Linked DNA regions of Homo sapiens: all the other regions are linked to region 2. Evidence: chromatin contacts called from ENCODE Hi-C or POLR2A ChIA-PET data. All regions are on one chromosome and are shown on one strand. Each heading gives the region's core, a stretch centred on a gene start or an enhancer-like site at or near the end of the contact. The rest is flanking DNA. Distances are from core to core; before and after follow the strand shown.

The links. A loop is a pair of places that touch in the nucleus more often than their neighbours do. ChIA-PET counts read pairs that join two places held with the same protein, here RNA polymerase II (POLR2A). Pooled maps may share reads with other maps.
Region 1: a loop to region 2 is called in a pooled map, with 4 times the contacts of the local background. The contact joins two enhancer-like sites. A Hi-C loop is called at or near these places in 3 of 37 single-sample maps with no recorded cell type and 7 of 50 pooled maps. POLR2A ChIA-PET finds 5 or more read pairs at or near these places in 1 of 52 experiments (activated CD4-positive, alpha-beta memory T cell).
Region 3: a loop to region 2 is called in a pooled map, with 9 times the contacts of the local background. The contact joins two enhancer-like sites. A Hi-C loop is called at or near these places in 3 of 37 single-sample maps with no recorded cell type and 11 of 50 pooled maps. POLR2A ChIA-PET finds 5 or more read pairs at or near these places in 1 of 52 experiments (activated T-cell).
Region 4: a map of endothelial cell of umbilical vein shows a loop between it and region 2 (2.9-fold over the local background). The contact joins two enhancer-like sites. A Hi-C loop is called at or near these places in 1 of 168 maps with a recorded cell type or tissue (endothelial cell of umbilical vein) and 1 of 50 pooled maps. POLR2A ChIA-PET finds 5 or more read pairs at or near these places in 1 of 52 experiments (common myeloid progenitor, CD34-positive).
Region 5: a map with no recorded cell type shows a loop between it and region 2 (2.1-fold over the local background). The contact joins two enhancer-like sites. A Hi-C loop is called at or near these places in 2 of 37 single-sample maps with no recorded cell type and 2 of 50 pooled maps. POLR2A ChIA-PET finds 5 or more read pairs at or near these places in 3 of 52 experiments (GM10248, GM12878 and activated CD4-positive, alpha-beta T cell).

The regions. Positions count from the first base shown.
Region 1 is chr6:106,193,912-106,196,611 of GRCh38, forward strand. All of the region lies in intron 7 of ATG5 (autophagy related 5), which reads right to left. Among named protein-coding and RNA genes, the nearest start is that of PRDM1, 110 kb to the left of the region's middle. Within about 2 kb of position 1,405, at least 7 of the 41 ENCODE cell types and tissues checked have a DNase peak (open chromatin) inside an H3K27ac peak, as active enhancers do.
Region 2 is chr6:105,899,343-105,902,163 of GRCh38, forward strand. No RefSeq gene overlaps it. Among named protein-coding and RNA genes, the nearest start is that of PRDM1, 190 kb to the right of the region's middle. Within about 2 kb of position 1,334, at least 4 of the 41 ENCODE cell types and tissues checked have a DNase peak (open chromatin) inside an H3K27ac peak, as active enhancers do.
Region 3 is chr6:106,163,204-106,165,903 of GRCh38, forward strand. No RefSeq gene overlaps it. Among named protein-coding and RNA genes, the nearest start is that of PRDM1, 78 kb to the left of the region's middle. RefSeq lists enhancers at 2-848, 310-389, 849-1,695, 1,120-1,219, 1,240-1,289 and 1 more. Within about 2 kb of position 1,373, at least 21 of the 41 ENCODE cell types and tissues checked have a DNase peak (open chromatin) inside an H3K27ac peak, as active enhancers do.
Region 4 is chr6:106,308,757-106,311,456 of GRCh38, forward strand. The region is part of intron 2 of ATG5 (autophagy related 5); the gene reads right to left. Among named protein-coding and RNA genes, the nearest start is that of ATG5, 16 kb to the right of the region's middle. Within about 2 kb of position 1,420, at least 4 of the 41 ENCODE cell types and tissues checked have a DNase peak (open chromatin) inside an H3K27ac peak, as active enhancers do.
Region 5 is chr6:105,452,135-105,454,938 of GRCh38, forward strand. No RefSeq gene overlaps it. Among named protein-coding and RNA genes, the nearest start is that of PREP, 50 kb to the left of the region's middle. Within about 2 kb of position 1,382, at least 8 of the 41 ENCODE cell types and tissues checked have a DNase peak (open chromatin) inside an H3K27ac peak, as active enhancers do.

The DNA.
Region 1 (2,700 bases), core at 155-2,654, 290 kb after region 2:
TTCTAGTGCTAAAGATGAAATAGTTGTGCAAGTGTGTGTTTCTCATTTTGGGAACAGTCAGGTTAATTCATTTAACTTCTTGAGATTAAGATAACAATAATTCAGAAGGAGAAACCAGAAGCATCTTCTGTCAGTCCAGTAATGTCATCATTTCCAGTAGTGGAGAATGAAAATAATCAGCATTATTATTGCCCAAATCAAATAGCGTGAAGGTACAGAGATACTAGTTCCTTCTAATTCAAATTCTAAATGAATATCTAAAGAATTACTGAAATTGTAAAACCCGCAATCTGATGAGGTTTGGGAATTGGAGTTTTTTTTATTCCTGTGGCATGAGTTTGCAAACTGAGTGCCTATTCTTCCGGGGGCAGTGCCATCACACTGACAAATGTGATTATTGCTCAAATATTATCTCAAATCACGAGATACTAACAAGCTTCAATTTTGTCCAAATACTTAAAAGTATCTGCTTTATACGGTCAGCATGAGATTTATATGTTTCTTTTTCTAACTGCTTCATGTCTGAAAAAAATTTATCTTGTCAACTAATTCACTTTATTAACATAATCTAATCATATACAGCAAAGGAGAAAAAAATGTGAATATACCATTTTTTCTTTTCTTTTTCTTTTTCTTTTTTTTTTGAGATGGAGTTTCACTCTTGGTGCCCAGGCTAGACTGCAATGGCGCATTCCAGGTCACTGCAACCTCTGGCTCCTGGGTTCAACCAATTCTCCTGCCTCAGCCTCCCAAGTAGCTGGGATTACAGGCATGCACCACCACGCCTAGCTAATTTTGTACTTTTAGTAGAGACGGGGTTTCACCATGTTGGTCAGGCTGGTCTCTAACTCCTGACCTCAGGTGATCCACCCGCCTAGCTTACCACGTTGTTATACATTACATTAGAAGACTGGGAAATGAAGTATAATTGGGTAAAGCTTATAGGTGTTTTGTATTCTCCAAGGTAAAAATAAATGTTCTTGATGTGTTATTTTTAATGTACAAAGAAAAAAATATTTCACTCAGGTCTGGCACAGAAGCTTAGATCTCTGAGTCATTTTAACTACAGCTGAAACGACAAAAACAATTTACCTGAGCTCACCTTTGGTCATTTCCTGTTACCTCCAACTTGACTAATTCCCTTAGCCATTTACAAAAAAAGAAAGGAACACACAAAAGAGCTCATCATTAGTTACTCCACAAGCAGCAGCTCATCATTAGTTACTCCACAAGAACAATGACCTAAAGCACGTATTCATAAATACTAGTACATTTGACTTTCATATGATGAAATCAGACAAAATTCTTTCATCACTGAATCACTTGTAGGGAGTAGAAGACAATGGTGCCACATAACTTTTATGAAGTACTTTCTCTTTTCATCATGTGATGACAGCAAGTTCTTATCCATACACACCCAATCTTAAAGTCTTTCGCTTTCAACTTAAGTTGAATGCAGGTGTGTCAAAATGCTTCATGTTTGACACATCTGACAATACTACAGGTGAACTGAACCAGGCAGTAAACAGTTTTTTACTGAAACAGTGACTCGATGTTTTGGATACTCTACATAGATTTTTAAATGACAATTTTTTTTAATACGTAATAAAAAGAAGAAGCAAAGATAAAAGTTTTTTTCTAAAGAAAAGATACTGAGATGTGTTAGAGATGTGGCTTCCTCCTGGTATGAAAGATACCATCAAAAATACCTGAAAAGAATAGGCATTATCTATGTCATTTCAATGAAGTGTGTGTTCTGCAGTCAAGAGAAGCATTTGACAGTTTGCATGGGGAGAAGTCTGTCACACAGATGTACTCACCTACAGCACCTGAAATCACCTAAAAGGAAGGTTTGTGGATTAGGTTGTGTGGCTGCGCTGCCTCACTGCTCCCCTCTAAAAAAAAAAAAAAAAAAAAAAAACCACAAGGGAAGTCACACTGTGTATCCCCTAGAAAAGGATGTACACGTAGAGCAGCCTAGAAATTTAACAGAACAAAGAATCTCTTTTAAAAGAACAGCTTCACAAATTTGTGTGCCTTTCTTGTGTAGGGTCACGTTAATCTTGTCTTGTAACCTGGGTATAAGAGCAGAATAAAGGTGTATTCTGAGAGTGTCAGTTCAAAGCACTTGAATGCTTTTCATTTACGTGTCTGATGTTCATAATCACCATTTAAAAAATTCAACAAGAGTGGTCAGGATTATATATAGGAACACTAAAATAACAAAACAAACAAAATAAAAACAGTAGACACTCAGGTTCCTAAGATCATATCAGAAATATTATTAAGAGAGAAGAGCATGTAGGCAGATTAGATACTAAACACAAATTGAAGACTAAGATTTGTGAAAGTAAAATAAAGAGTAAGGAAAAAGCAAGTATTTCAGAATGTTATTTTAAACTAAACCAAAAAGTTAAAAAGAAAGAAAACAAAAACAAATGGCAGCATAGTAAAGTGGAAAAACCAAAAGACCACCAGGAGATGGAGACCTGTGTTCTAAACCTATTTCTGCAATTAAGTGGTTAAGAGACGTTTGGCACAATCATGCAAAAATTAAGAGAGTGAACTTTGGGAGGCCAAGGTGGGTGAATCACTTGAGGCCAGGAGTTCAAGACCAGCCTGGCCAACATGGTGAAACCCCGTCTCTACCAAATATACAAAAATTAGCCAGGCATGGTGGCACATGCCTGTAATCCCAGC
Region 2 (2,821 bases), core at 84-2,583:
CAGTCTCACTCTGTCACCTAGGCTAGAGTGCAGTGGTGCAGTCTCGGCTCACTGCAAACTCCACCTCCCAGGTTCCAGCGAGTCTCCTCCCTCAGCCTCCCGAGTAGCTGGAATTACAGGTGCCTGTCACCACACCTGGCTAAGTTTTGTATTTTTAGCAGAGATGGGGTTTCACCATGTTGGCCAGGCTGGTCTCGAACTCCTGACCTCAAGTGATCCACTCACCTCGGCCTCCCAAACTGCTGGGATTATAGGCATGAGGCACTGCGTCCAGCCTAAAATAAGAGGGAGTTCTACTAGCCAACTCATGCATTGCTCTGCTCCAGGGTACCTAAGTAACCAACTGCTCTAATGGTTTCTCTCCAGATGGACAGACCTGCCAGGTTGATACCTTTGCCAGCCCCTCTGGAATTCCAGTGAATAAAATTTTCCCTAACAGATCACTTGTTTAGTGTAGCACTTAGCGCCTAGCCTCACCACTGTTTACTTACCTCCTTTCCCTCCTCTGTGAGCTCTCTGCATGTAAGAACTACACTCTTTATAACAGTTTTGTTGGTGGCCATGCACAGTGGCTGACTTATAGTAGATGCTCTATGGAGTGACTGTTTGCAAACAACCTTCCAAATAAGATAAGAATAACAAAATTGAGCCTGGTTAGTCTGCATCCAGATAGAATGGAATTTTTTAAATGGCAGCAAGGGGAGCAAAGCACATTGTTAAGTAATGCTAAATGAAAACAGGCAGCAACCCTCAAAGGTGAGCTTCAAAAGTCAGATCAACCTTCACTCAGCCCTAGAACATTTCTAACTAAATCCCACCTCTCACTAGAAGTGTCACCATTTTTCTTTTCTTTGAAAAAGCATGATGGGGGAGGGGGTGCTGGAGAACGACAAATGAGAGGGTGACTCCCATATAAGTCAGCTTCCTCTTCCCCAAATCAGTTTCCAGAAACTCTGCCATATCATGCAACGAGAACCCCCAGCTCCTAATTCAAAGGAAAGTCTCAGAGGTCTTGGGTAAAGACGATAACACCTCTCCTTTGGTGGCTTTCAGTGATAAACAGCTTCCTGCCTGAGCACTCATAAACCTGAACTCGTGGAAAAGAATTACTACACGGAAAACAGAACCCAGGCAGGGTTCGTAAACGGTACCCGGCATGGGTTTCTCACATCTTCGTTGATAAACGTCCTGTTGCCTCCTGAGGAATCTGTGAGACTCCTTGGGTACAGCTGTGGTCAGGAACACACCATGCAACAACTAGACCTGAGAAGTGTCCATCTTTCTGCCATCGAGACCTGCCCTAGAAGAAAAACAGAAACAACACAGATGGAGCTGCCTGTTCAAATCCTTGTGGATGTCATAAGATTAGCAGCTTTCCTCTGAGTCGGCCTCAAAGACTTCCTTTGCAATTGTTCCTAAGCTAGCTCAAGGGATAGGCAGTGAAGTTCACTAAAACAAAAACATAACCTCAAACATCCAAAACAGCTGGTGGAAATTGTGACTGTTTTAGAGGAGCTGACTTATCTAGCTGAGTCAAAACAAGTGTGAGCGCTTCAAACAGGCACAAGATCAGAAACAAAATTAGGTGTTTATTGAGTGCTGTCCTCTTGATTTTTTTTTTCTCCTTTGCTTAGGCATGAATCTCCCCCTTAGCTTCATCCTGGCAAGGAATAAAATCTTTTATGATATAAAAATTGATATATTGGGAAATTAAGTGTAAAATAAGGGTCCTTTTCCTAGTTGTAAAAGTAATATATGTTCTTTGGAGGAAAATGCAGAAAAAACACAAAAACTAAAATAAAAGTCACCTGTAATCCCACCACTGTTTCTATTTTATTTTTTTAACTTTAGTTTTTCATATACACACACGATTTAAATTATATCTGGATCTATATCTAGACAGATAGGTAGATAGATAGAGATATCTATTTAAATGATTAATTTTGATCCTGATTTTTTCATCCAGTACATCATGACCATTTTCCTATGTCATTTATATATTCTTCCACATTTTCTATATCTGCAAAATATCAGACCATACAAACACCACAAACTTTTTAGCTAATGCCAATTATGAACATTTAGGATATTTCTTTTTCTTTTTTTCTATTTTTTTTTTTTTTTTTGAGACAGGGTCTCACTCTGTCGCCTAGGTTGGACTGCAGTGGTGCCATCATGCTTCACTGTTGCCTTGAACTCCTGAACTCCTGGGTTCAAGCAATCCTCCTGTCTCAGCCTCCCGAGTAGCTGGGACTACAGGTATGTGCCATCACACCTGGCTAATTTTTTTTGTTTTTGAAGAGATGGGTTCTTGCTATGTTGCCCAGGCTGGTTCACTTGAAACTTCAAGTTTCAAAGTAGGAATTTCAAGTGATCCTTCAGCCTCAGCCTCACAAAGTGCTCGGACTACAGGCAAATGCACGGCCTAGGATATTTCTGATTTTGTGCCATTATCAACAGTGCTGTGAAAAAGATCCTTGTTGATAAATCTTACATGTGTACATAGGAAATTTACTTTGTGTTACAGTACACTGAAATTCAGGATATAAAATGGATAACTGGCATTGAAGAAATCTAGCACCCTTCTCCCTAAGAATTGCTGACATATTTCTAGTTAGGCAGCTACTGTTAGAACTACAAGGCCTTCCTGGTTTCATAGAAGCCTTGCTTTCAGTCAAATGAATGGTTTCTTCAGTTTGCAATGCAGAAACATTAAAATAACTTTTAGAATCTATGAGGAGAAATGAAAGCAAATAAAATAAATATTAGGAAAGATTACTAATCTTGTTAGGAATAAGAAAATATAACATAGAAGTAGAGT
Region 3 (2,700 bases), core at 123-2,622, 260 kb after region 2:
GGGAGAGAGAGAGAGTGCGTGTGTGTAAAAGAGGGCCAAACTCCCTTTTTATAACCAACCTACTCCTGCAGTAACGGCATTAATTCATTCACTCTGCCCTCATGGCCTGATCATCTCTCATCAGGCCCCACCCCCGAACTCTGTTACAATGGGGATTAATTTTCCAATACATGCTTTTTAGGGGACATAGTCAAACCATATCAGGGGGACTTTAACCACCTGCACTTGAAGAGAAAAGGAGAGGGCACTGAATTAGGTCTGTACTTCCTTTCTGAGACTTTAGAAGATATCAAGAGACCTGGCTCACTCCTTTCCTCCAGCAGCCTGTTCAGCGTGGCCCTTGAGCTTGACTCACAAACAGCAGTGGAAAATAAGCAAGGGGAAGAACGTGCCTGCAGAGCCCAAAGTCAGCCTGTAGAGCTCAGGCTGGCAATCACTTTCACTCTGCTGCAGCAAGCACCCCTGGGGCTGCTGCCCAAGGATCAACGCAGCAAACCAGCAGGAAGTGGAATAGTCAGCAGAAAGGGTCAAGGAAACCTATCCTTTGTCAGACAGGAGCTTTATTTCCACTCTGGTCCACAGCCTCAAAGGGCAGCTGCCTCACAGGGAGAGTATTTGACCAAATCCGGTTTGCACGTTTGAAATAAGAACTCCATTTATTGCTCTCTGAAACCGAGTGCTAGAAGGCCCCATTCCCAGCAGCCTTGACACCCCCCGTCCCCTCCTACTGTGACAGTCCAGGTTGTTCCAGCTGCCCTGGCTGATGTCTGGCCCTCCAGGATGGATATGTGTCCAAGAAATCCCAGACCCATCCTCCACTTGGACGATTTTGCAAACCTTCACATAAGAACAGATTGCACAAGCGGTATGTGTGAGGGCTGACGGAAGAAAAAGGGAAGAGCTCTTTCTGCTTATGACTGGGACGCTGTTATTCATCAAGCTCTGGTGTTTCAAGTGAGTTTTGTGGATGAGGAGGCCAAGTCATGTCAGCACTAGAAACCTCCCTGGCCTCAGTCATATGTGCTACCCCACCTCTTCCCCACAGCCCCTGCCATTCCTTTATGAGGACCCTCCCTGTTTCGTGCTTTCACAGAGTAAAGCTGCTGTGAGTGGTGCCTTGAGTCACACCCAGCTCACACTGCCCCACAGAATCTGACACGAGGTCTGGGGTGAACTCTGTGGCCCTGGCCTCCATCTTCTGCCCTGCCCTTGCTTCCTGAGGTGGGCAGGAAGCGGGACTCGCGATGAGGGCTAGGCCCCGGCTTCTGGCAGTGGGGGAGTTTCTATCCTGCCCAAGGGGTTAGGGGAAGGAATGTTGGTCACATGAAATCCAGGGGCGGCTATGTAATGTGGGAGACAGCAAGCATCATGTTCCCACACTGTAAGTCATGATGACACTGTTAAAAACGACGGGTGGGTGGGGGAAAGTGAAAGAAAAAGAATAAGGGGGAACAGAAACCAAAGTGAGGCATACAGAGGCATCAAGCAAGACTAACGGCCAAGGTACGAAGAGAGGCCAGGGGAAGGGGTGGCCTGGAAGGGAGTCAGGAAAAGGCAGACGAATCAGACTGGGTAGGAGGAAAGGAATCAGGCCAAGGAAAACATAATGAGATGTGAAGAGAAGACACGATCATTTGGGGAGATGGCAGGGAATCTGCCACCAAGTACATCAACACAGGGTGTTGAAGGCCGGGGCCAAGAACACCTTTGGGGCATCACCCCAGTACAGCATGGAGCAGCACCTGACTGTGAAATCTGTGTCTCTGCTTGCTGGAGGCCTAACTAAATTCAGATGGAAAGGGTCTGTGAGACTCTTAGAAGAATAGAAAGGGGGATGGAAGTAGAGGGAAAAGACCAGAGAGACCCATCTGTGCTTCACAGCTCTTCACGAGTTCATTCCCAAGCAGGCTTTGCCTGTGGTCTTGTGGGTGATGCAAAAAATTAAGAAAATAAATAAAAATTTTAAAATAGGATCTTTGGCTTTTGTTCTCATAACCTAGGAGAGGGAACAGGTGCACATACACAAAGCACCAAGCAGCAACAATTTTATTGAGACTGTTCAGAGGACACAGTAACAGAATACTGGTTGAATGAATAAATGAAGACCAAAGAAAGGAAATGCAGAAAGGCTTTCTTGACCATGTCATTTGTCATTTTAAAAAATGCAGGAATTGGTCAGACGCGGTGGCTGACACCTATAATCCCAGCACTTTGGGAGGCCAAGGCAGGTGTATCACCTGAGGTCAGGAGTTCCAGACCAGCCTGGCCAACATGGTGAAACCCAGTCCCTACAAAAAAATACAAAAATTAGCCAGGCATGGTGGTGGCCATCTGTAATCCCAGCTACTTGGGAGGCTGAAGCGGGAGAATCGCTTGAACCTGGGAGGTGGAGGTTGCAGTGAGTTGAGATCGTACCATTGCACTCCACCTTGGGCCACAAGCATGAAACTCCGTCTCAAAAAAAAAAAAAAAAAAAAAAGCAGGAATTAAACAGTGTTGGTCAAAATGGATGAAAAATTCAAAAATGGACCAAGAAGGTACAATACCCAGGCTTGACAATAGCATAGCACAGGTTCTGAATCAAAGCAGAGAGCAGGAGGCATAGCTGCCAATTCTAGTCTTCTGGGTGAGCTGAATCTGCCTAGACATGGTATTTAACACCTTAAAAAAAATTTACCCCCTAGGAATCATATTTAGTAT
Region 4 (2,700 bases), core at 170-2,669, 410 kb after region 2:
ACACTAAATAAAAATGTAATTAGATGTCATACTATTTAGGATACTTATTGGTTCTATAAAATTTAACTTAAAAATTAAAATGATTCATCTGAGTCAATTAAACTGTTCTAAGAAGATAATCAACTCAAGTTCTAAAGTATACTTTGACTTATCAATCAAATCTTCTCAACCAGTCCATCATGTTTTGAAGGCTGAGAGAGAATGCTGAGCTAGGTAAAGCCTCAAAAAAAAACAGTATGAAGAACCTGGTCAGTGTTTTTTCCCCAGAAAAGGTACCCAAAAATAAAACAGGAGTGTTTTGGAAAATCAATTATGATTTATATAAAGAACCGACAAGTAGATAAAAGAAGGAGCTTGGCAAAAATTTATGGTTTTCCTCCTTTGCAGTAGACACTCTAGCCATTTCTTGCTTTCCTAAGTGTCTGATTTCTTTTGCTGATAAAACTGCTTTGTTATTCTTTTGGCTGCTTTTATAACCGCATCATCTTTCATGCTTTTTATTCAAGGTGATATCTTTTGACTAATAAATCAAGTAGAACTACTAAGCTGACAAATATATACAGAAAGAGATATTCTGGTTGAAGGAATTTATATTTAATCATGGGAGTCCAAGATAATAGGTACCAACCAACTAGGTAGGAGAACGTGACATTGATCCTAGGGGCTACAGAATACAGGGGTATGGGAGGGAGATAGTTGGCATGCTCCAGTATGGAATACAAGGAACTAAATACTATGAACAAGCTGCTGAATAGTATTATGCATTCAACAGAATATAAGTTATTCTTTTATAAAGAAATAACTGTGATTAGTGAAGAAAGAAAAAGGAATTCTTACTATTTAATATAAGAAAAAGCAGTTTTTCCCCCACAGGAAGTATTATCGCCCCTGTTTTAAATAACTTGCCAATATCATGCTATTCTTAAATAAATGGCAGAGAAAAGATTCAGTGTAGTCTTTCAGAAATGACAAATACAGATGTGACATTAAAGTCTCTTTAAAAAAGCAAAACAGCGTCGCAAACTAGCTGTTTTCAAAAATATGTAAGTATAATCTATTAGTCTAATAAGGTCTCTTTTAGCAAACCTTGAACTTTAATTTAAAAATGATTAATGGGCATTACATAGTAATCTATTCTGTAGAAAACAATATTAACTTATGGAGACAGTAGGAGGGAAGAAACACCACAGCTAATGGGTATGGATATATCAGCTCCTGATTTTGGAGAGTGTTGTATTACATGCCTTGGCTTCACTCAAAATTGCTAAAGAACTCACAAATGATTTTTATGAAATAAAATATTTTTTACAATAAGGAAAAAAGAACATTAGACTATAACCTCAATTAAGACAGGAATTTTTGTCTGTTTTGTTCAATGCTACATTTCCACTGCCCAAAATAGTGCCTGCTTTAAAGGAGGCACACAATAAATATTTGCTGAATGAGTCAGAGATGCCAATGGTTAAGTGAGGCAGAGCCAACAACTGTAATTTTAAAAGAATACTCATTTTTAAGGCAGAATCCACACTGAAATGTAGCTGCAATTTTCTGTTCCGTTTGGCCTGTGGGAGTAATCTTTAACTAATATATCCATAGAAACACTAAGAAATCACTCTAAGATTTAAGAATGACTATTCTATAGTACATATAGATACAATTTACCTAGGAAATATTTAAACAAATAAAAATGAAAACAACAATGAAAAGACATCATCTTCTTGTCTTTTACCTGCAGACTATATATACTACTCATTGTTTTTCTTAGGTGTATTTCATTGGTTTAAGTTCTTTTTTTTTCAATGTGGTAAAATATACCTAGTATAAAATTTACCATTTAAACCATTTTTAAGTGTACAGTTTAGTAATACTAAATACATTCACTATCCATCTCCAGAACTTTTTCATCATGCTAAATGGAAACTGTACGTATTAAACAGTAGCTCCCCATTCCCTGCTTCCCCAGCTCCCAGTAACCACCATTTTACTTTCTATCTCTATGAATTTGACTACTCTAGGTACCTTATTTAAGTGGAACCATATAATATTTGTCCTTTAGTGCCTGGTTTATTTCACTTAACATATGTCTTCAATGTTCTTTTAGTTCTTTTACTTTGAATAAGATTAACCACATTTGGAAATACTGTCAGCTACAATGGAAACTATCATTCTCTTATTCCTCATTTAGCCCTAGTATAAAGTATTCCATGACTCTGATACAAGTGATTCATTTTTATCTATACAGCTTAAAAGAATACATATTTTATGCAATTATATGGAATACTTATGTTTCCAAAAAAGTTGCCCATAATTTTAATTCTTTATGCCAAGTCCAATTCTGTCCAACAATTTTCAATTTTAAAATTAGAGACCTTTCTAGGACAAAAATAGAAGTAAAACATACTAGAATTCTGTTCCACTCCAATGTGTAAAGCATCATACTAGGCAATGAGGATACAACATTGAAAGAGACAGAAGAGTCCTTCCCCTTATACAGCATACAGGTTAGACAGCAAAAAAGATACAAAAAAACAAAATTACAAATGTGATTAATGCAGGGAGGAAGTAAAGAATGTTATAAGAGCAAGTAGCAAAGGAATTTAACCTGATCTTGAGTTTCACGGGAGGCCTTGACACGAAGTGTATCTTAAGGCAAAGAGTCAAAAGACAAATAGGAGTGAAATGAACATGGGTGAGTGTGGA
Region 5 (2,804 bases), core at 132-2,631, 450 kb before region 2:
CCCAGGTCACTTAGGTAAATTTGTCGAGGCAGAAGGATAGAATCTGTTTTCTTTAGCAGTTTGTTAGCTTGCTTTATAACCTTTAACTATTTAGACATTTAGAATATGGCCCTCTATTTGCACTCTTTCACCAATTCCTGGCAGTAAGTATGTAATCAATGGCTGCATGCTAAGCTATAGATGCGAAGAGCAAAAAAGAGAATAACTCGCCTTTCAGACGAGTTATTCCTGAGGGCTATTCATGTATACTTTTAGTCACTCTCTATTCCAACACTTAAAGAAAACCACTAGAGACTCTGGACCACTACTGTCTTGATGAAAAGATAGAGGAGTCATTGGTGAGGATAAATCACTGCATCGTCTTTAATTTATTATTACTGCTTTTCACAAAAGTAGCTGGTAATTAGACCCATCTCTGTACCCTGTTCCAAAAGAGGGCAGCATTGCCACTAGCACATTCCTTCAGCTGTAAATGGCCAAGACCCTCTGCTGGAGTAAGAGTCATCCATTACTTTGGCACCTCCAGGCCAGATTCTTGTGATACATTCTATGTATGGAAAAGCAAGGCTTTACCAGCAGCATCAGCTCATACATGACACTCACGCTTGGCTCTCTTTGCTACTTGGAGCCATTTTGATATTATTTGCAACGTGGAATGGTTAGTCTGAGCCACACATTGTTTTTAGTAATTCCATAATGTGGGTAAAAGTACGTGTGTGTGTATACGTGATAGTGAATAGCAAAAAGCAAATATCCTCCTCCCGCACCCCACCTGTGGTATTGATATTTCCACTATGCTGGTAGGAGTGCAGGGGAAAATACCATTTAGATGTTCCTGGGATTGATATTAAGAATTTTCAGGATACCCCCAAACAACCACTTCAAAAGATGTGCACTTGGGTTCTCTTGCTCATATGAGGTCAAACTAATTGGATTACTTAAACACAGATAATGCAGAAGAGGAAGTTTGGCGGCTCATGATCAATTAAAACAGTTTCCTTCTCAATTTTTGATTTGGTTTGGGTTTCCTTTGCTTTGGACCTTGGCATTAGAACACACATAGAAACTGTGTCTTTATAATTCCCCTCAGGCTTTTCCTAGAGGTAAGCACTCTAACTGGGGATGGAGATTTTGGTTAATTTCTTAATTGGCTGTGTCCTGGTAATGGTTTTTGCAGGATAAAAGCTCTATTTGTATCTCAGTCATTATGGACAGTGAGTCAACTCAGGACTTTAAATGAGGTTTATTATCTTCAGAGATTAAGGCAGTATTTTCTGAGCAGATTTAACAAAAATGATCTTGCCTAATTAAAAGGCTTCACTGGGTAGTGTTCGTCAGAGAGCCCGGCTGCTGGCTGTTATTTCCTGTGTCAAACTTCCTCTTACCCCTCAAGTTTGTACATGAGACAGTTAGAGGGGCCGTGTCTCAGCTCTGCCACCCACGTCTCAGCCCACTCGCACTCGATTGGACAGAATGTTAAAGAAAACTCAGAACATAAATCTGGGTGGGGAGAGCTAAGAACTCTACATTATGTTCTGTCTCGTTTCTTTTTTTATAGCTCATCATAACCTATGCCTATTTTTCCCTTTGAATCTTTCATAGATTCCAGTCATAGGCCAGATTCAAGACTCAACCCCAATTATTGGGTATAAGAGACACAATAGGTATTCAATAAACATCGGTTGAATTGAATTAAATGGGATTGAAATTGGCCCCACTAAGACATAGATCTCTTAGGGGTTGTTTGGCTGCAAAAACCAGAAATCTAGATGACTAGCTAAAGCTAAACAAGAAAATTTACTGTAAGGATACATGGATTTCTTTATGAGAAAATGCAAAAGGAAGTGGAAACTTACCAGGAATGAAAGAGAATGCTGTTTATAATTGTAAGTGCTCTCATTTCTGAAGAATCGTTCTATTCTTCTCCCTCTCTCTCTCTTTCTCTCTCCCCTTTAAACTTTCTTGACTTAGTGTGCATGAGAGAAAATGGCATTCCAAACCCCACATAAACTCCTCTTTCAAATGCTTAGTATTTGTCAGCTATAGCCATTCTGTTCTCAACACATGGGTACTGGCTTTCTTTCAAGCTTTGACAGACATCATTGTCAAGCAGAATTTTTTCCACTGAGCTTGGATACTGCTTCACATTCTTTTTAATTCAGAGCTCCAGACAGCCATGACTAGTTGTTGAAATGGCCATCTCTGTTCTAATTCCTCTGTCAATGGGTAGTCCTTTAAATATTTTAAGATAGCTCTGGGGTCTTCTGTGAATATATAATTCTAAGGCTAATATCTCTAATTTCTTGAGTTCTATAACATGGTTTTGAACCTACATTTAAGTTGCAACAAAACCTCATTTAACTCATAGAAATTCAGTAATATTTGTGTTGCACCAAACAACAACAACAACAGTGAGGGAAGAATCCCCTATTCCTTTCCTCCCATTTACACTTGTAGGAGAGGAAAAACCTTTCTCTAATCTCCTAGATTCTGTAGCTGAGCCTGTGAATCAAGCAGACAAAAGACATATTAACAGGAGAAAAGCATACAAATTTTATTTGATGTAAATATTTTTATGTGGCATGAGGGGCTTCATAGGAAAGAAGCGAAAACCCCAAACAAGCAGTTAGACTCAGGGGTTATATACCATTTTAACAAAGGGCAAAAAATTTGTGGAGAAATGATAGGACAAAGGAAGGGTGTCCAAAAAGGTCCTAGGGGCAGTAATTTGTGGGAAAGTGACTAGAAAATATATGAGAGAAACTAATGGAAGATAAGGGTTATTTCAGTAAGGTTTGTTTGTG